Regions from separate parts of the Homo sapiens genome. Here region 1 is linked to region 2. Evidence: chromatin loops called from intact Hi-C (ENCODE). Cell type or tissue: A673. All regions are shown on one strand.

Region 1 (2,500 bases), 280 kb before region 2:
TTTGTTTACAGTGTAATTTATGCCTAATGAATAGACTGGTATTCTTAAGTTTGCAAATAAATAGTATCTAAAAAGACCATCACAGTTCAATGGACTGAAAAATAGTTTTATTTCAAAAGACCCAAATGCAACATCAAGAGCTAATAAGAGTTTTATTATTTTAGATATAAGTAATCATAGGAGGGAACAAACTAAAGTGAGAAAAACTCCATAAAGAAGAATTAACAAATTAAGGTAAATGAGGATAATAATGTGAACTACCAATATCACATGATGTATTGATCGGTAAGCATCTCAGGGAAGGTGCAGCCACAAAAACTTAGTCTTCAGGTTTAAAAATATGGCTATAAAACTAAGGAATGCTACCAAAATAAATTGTCTTAAAAATTTCTTCTCTTCTGAGATTGCACAAAAATAACAGAAATAACACTTGGAAAAATTCTAGGAATTGACAGTGTGAAGGGAATTAAAAAAGACACGCGGAGAGCCATGTTACCATGTAGCAGGGCTTTCCAGGCAAAAGAAAACTGTTGGAGGGACATTCTTACTCTTCCTGATGGAATGATGGCTTTCCTTTTTCACAACTAAAGAAAATATCATACAGATTTTTGAACTGATGTTGATAAATTCATGGGAGGAGAAAGAAAAAGGACTTTTTTCTCTATTGAACTCAAGTGTTTAGAGTCAAGAATGAAATATTTTAGCAATTTACAAGTTCTGTAGCAACCAGCTAAGACATTAAGAGACTTCTTAACTTCTATTTTAATGTGCAAATACACACATACGAACACACACGCACACACACACACACACACACACATCAGGATAGGTGGTCGGGGGCAACATTTTACTAGAAGAAAAAAAATTAGGGACTGATTTCTCACCTCTCATGCCCCACAGAAAATATACTGAAGGAGCTAAATCCTAGGAAGAAGCAAAGACTCCCAGTAGAGTGCCAGTACATTGAAAAACAACCTTTGCCTACTTTCTGCTTTTTGGATCAGGTATACAGTGAGTGGAATTGATTAGTATTATTTTCATCCTACAATGTAATTTTAAAATTCATTTTGCTAGACAATTAAGCAAAAAGAAACCCAAAGAAATATAGATCATGGTGGTTCACATTTTTTGGGTAACTTTTAATATGAATTAAGTGACCTATAAAAGATGCAGTTAATAAAATGGTGCAAAAATTCATGGAAACTTGTAATTTTATTGATAGCATTTTAACGAAACCTCTGCTAGTGTTGCATAGTGAAAAAACTATAATCCACTGAAAAGTAAAGAAAAATAATTTAAAATATTTTTTATTACTTTTAAGTTTTTGCCAGCCAGATGTTTGAAACTATACATATATTTTTGAAAGCCTCAAATATTCACCAGGTGGCAGTCTTTTCCTTAACTGTGGTCAAAGGAAGCTATCTGCTTTACCTCATTTATTAAAAAAAGATAGGACAACAGGTGAACATCGATCCCACACTTACATTGACAATACTGAATTTCAATGCTCTGTCTTTGGTGAAAACATCCTTCCTAAAATATCCCTAAGGGAACCTGTATATTATTCTATGGGATTAACTCTGATTATTTCCCTTTATCATGATTTTTTCCTTCTCTTTCTCTATTCAGAGAAAGGCTACATTTTGTTTGGTGATTTATAATATGTTTAGATTATGTTTATTCAAACTTTGCTGTCTTATAATCCTGGTGCATTTCCTTTTTCCTGACTTTTAGACAACTTTTAGCTCAGGGTCATGCTTCCTGGCTCCAGGGAATCATTCACAGATTTACACCCTCCTAACCACTATGCAGGTATCTAGAAGCCTATCCTCAGAGATTTCATCACCAGAATGCAACAAGTTTGTCTCTTATATTCTGCATCAGCATATTTTAAGTCTGATCCTAACAACCTGAAAGCATGACACAAATGTGAATCTTTAGACATAGATCAAACTGGTGTACTTCGTTCTGAAATTAATAATCATGACGATAATAACATTAAACCAGATCTAAATATACTAGGCACTTTACATGAATTTTTTCTAATTTCTAATACTCACAATAATTGTGGAATATAGCCATTTTCTGTTTCAGGTTAAATAGGTTACACAAATAGTAAGTCGTGGAGCCAGGATTTGAATCCATATTTTTCTAGATTCCAAACCTGATCATTTTCAACCCTGAAATATTTCCTTTTATATAAAACAAACCTCAAAATATTTAGTTTTATTTATATTTTTTCCTGTTTCATAAAGTCTTTATGATTGAGGCTAAAGTGATAAATATGACAAATATGACTGAAAATTTATATGATAAATATGACTGAATTTCAGGCCTGACTCAAGGACTAATAATCTCAGTAGTCCTTGGTAAATTTCCTCAACTTCTCTAAGCTTCACTTTCCACATATCTGTAAAAGGTGATGACTCCAGGAGTTACTTTGTATTAGGAGAATGGGGTGACATCACATTAAAGGTGATGTCAAAATGCACTTTAATTA
Region 2 (2,500 bases):
GACAATCCATAAGCCTTCTGCTATTGCAGCTGCAGTGGTATGGCCCTTACTACCTTCAGGCTGGGGAAAGAACGAAGGACTTGGTCCTTACACTGGCCCCTCCAGCACACCATCGCCACCATATGGAGAAGAGCCCAGTCTCTCTTCCCCGTAAGCCCCCACTCACCACTGTTCACCAGGCAAGGCCCCTAGTTGGGGACAGCAGAGCAGCTGTCCTACCCCCGGATGAGAATTCCCACTGCTATTGGCTCTATATTTTCCTGAGGTGGGCCTCCCAGAAGCAATTGACATCCCCTCTGTCACTGTCATGGCAGCAGTTCTGCCCTTACTGCACTCAGACTGGGGAAAGAACAAACAGCCTGAGGTCTTCACTCACACTCCTAGCACAACACAGTCATGATATGGAGAGGAGCCCAGTTGTTCCTCCTGGTGAGCCCTTGACCTCCTACTTTTCATCAAGTGAAGCCTCCAGCTTGGGCTAGCAGCGTAGCCACCCCACCCACTGGCTGAACATTCTCAGTAGCAATGGCTTGCGTTTCTCTGAAGTAGGGCTCCCAGGGACAACGGAAAGCACCTCTCCCACTGCCACTGCAGCGGTACTGCCTTGCTGCCCTTGGACTGGGGAAGGGGCAGAGACCTTGAGTGCTTAACCCACATGTCCAGGAAGTGACAGCTGCCCTAAGGAGAGGAGGCCAGTCTGTCTCCTCTGTGAGACCCCTGCCACCCTTGCGCATCACCAGGCAGGGCCTCCAGGCATGGGTTCACAATGTAGCTGCCCCAATCCCAAGCCCATCTCTCCAATTAGTAGTGGCTCTGCATTTCTCTAGGGTGGAGCCCCAAGAGACAAGTGAAAGGCCCTCTGCCACAGCAACTGCCAAGGTCCCTTCCCCTGTTGCCTTCAAGCTGGGGAGGGAAAATAAAGCCTTAGCTCGCCCCTAGCAGCAGTGTGCAGCCCAGGAGTGCCAAGGCCAGACCTTAAGCCAGCACTGGAGTGGGAAAGGGAGCCCACACTTTCAGAGCACTGAGAGGGAGCATGGCTGCAATCATGAAGAAATACAGAGGAGCCACGTGGTGGAGCAAGAGCCCACCTACTGGCCATTACACTTCAGTGCCATCTACTGGATCATAGCCCAAACTCCAACTCCAAAAATGCTTGCTAATATACCCCCCTCTGTGAAAACAACGACAAGATTTCAACAACAAAGACCCTGCACAAAACCTCGGCCCTCAAAAAACATTCAAAAAAGGAGTCTGCACTCAATTACACCACAGTTAAAGGAGCATCAGCCCACACAGATGAGAAAAAACTGGTGCAAGAGCTCTAACAACTAAACTACAGTGTTTTCTTTCCTCCAAATAACTGTACTAGTTCCCAAGGAAGGGTTCTTAACCAGGCAGAAAGGGTGGAAATGACAGAGAGAGAATTCAAAATATGGATAGGAATAAAGGTCATCAAGATTCAGGAGAAAGTCAAAACCCAATCCAAGGAATCTAACAATTACAATAAAACAATACAGGAGTTGAAAGACAAAATGGCCATTATAAGAAAGAACCAAACTGATCTGATAGAGCTAAAAAACACACTAAAGAATTCCTTAATGTAATTGCAAGTATTAACAGCAGAATAGACCAAGCTGAAGAAAGAATCTCAGAGCTCACAGGCAACATCTCTGAACTCAGTCAGACAAAAATAAGAATAAAGAAGAATGAACAAAACCTCCGAGAAATATGGGATTATGTAGAGACCAAATCTATGACTCACTGGCATCCTTGAAAGAGAGGAGGAGAAAGCAAGCAACTTGGAAAACATATTTCAGGATATCATCTATGAAGACTTCCCCAACATCGCTATGGAGAACAACATTCAAAATCAGGAAATGCAGAAAATCCCTGTGAGATTCTATATAAGAAGACCATCCACGAGCCACATGGTCGTCAGATTCTTCAAGGCCAAAACAAAAGAAAAAATGTTAAAGGAAGCTAGAGAGAAGAGGCAGATCACCTACAAAGGAAACCTCATTAGGCTAACAGCAGATCATTCAGCAGAAATCCCACAAGCCAGAAGAGATTAGGAGTGTGTATTCAGCATTATTAAGGAAAAGAAATTTCAACCAAGAATCTCATATCTAGCCAAACTTAGTTTCATTAGCGAAGGAGAAATAAGATCCTATTCAGACAAGCAAATGCTAAGGGAATTCAGTACCACCAGACATGCTCTATAAGAGATCCTGAAGCAAGTGCCAAATATAGAACAGAAAGACTGTTACTGACCACTGCAAAAGCACACTAAAAACGTAGACCATTGACACTGTAAAGCAACCACACAAATAAAGCTGCATAATAACCAGCTAACAGCACAATGACAGGATCAAATCAGCAAATACCAATATTAACCTTGAAAGTGAAGGGGCTAAGTGCCCCAATGAAAAGTCACAGAGTGGCAAGTTGGATAAAGAGCAAGACCCTGGCCAGGCAGGTGACTCATGCCTGTAATCTCAGC

What was found. Hi-C counts contacts between places; a loop is a spot of excess contacts. Peaks named below come from ENCODE experiments on the same cell type or tissue, not always from the same donor. Only the 100,000 strongest peaks of a DNase experiment are listed, where the experiment ranks them.
Region 1: it touches region 2 in a loop (4-fold over the local background); 7 of 110 quality-filtered maps call a loop at or near these places.

What each region holds. Positions count from the first base shown.
Region 1 is chr13:37,767,877-37,770,376 of GRCh38, forward strand. The region is part of intron 2 of TRPC4 (transient receptor potential cation channel subfamily C member 4); the gene reads right to left. Among named protein-coding and RNA genes, the nearest start is that of TRPC4, 100 kb to the right of the region's middle. In A673, a CTCF peak has its summit at 1,377 (motif pointing right); no DNase peak of the experiment used is centred here.
Region 2 is chr13:38,044,860-38,047,359 of GRCh38, forward strand. All of the region lies in intron 3 of LINC02334 (long intergenic non-protein coding RNA 2334), which reads left to right. Among named protein-coding and RNA genes, the nearest start is that of LINC00571, 97 kb to the right of the region's middle. In A673, CTCF peaks have their summits at 103 and 1,110 (motif pointing left); a DNase peak (open chromatin) is centred at 1,092; H3K27ac peaks cover 827 bases.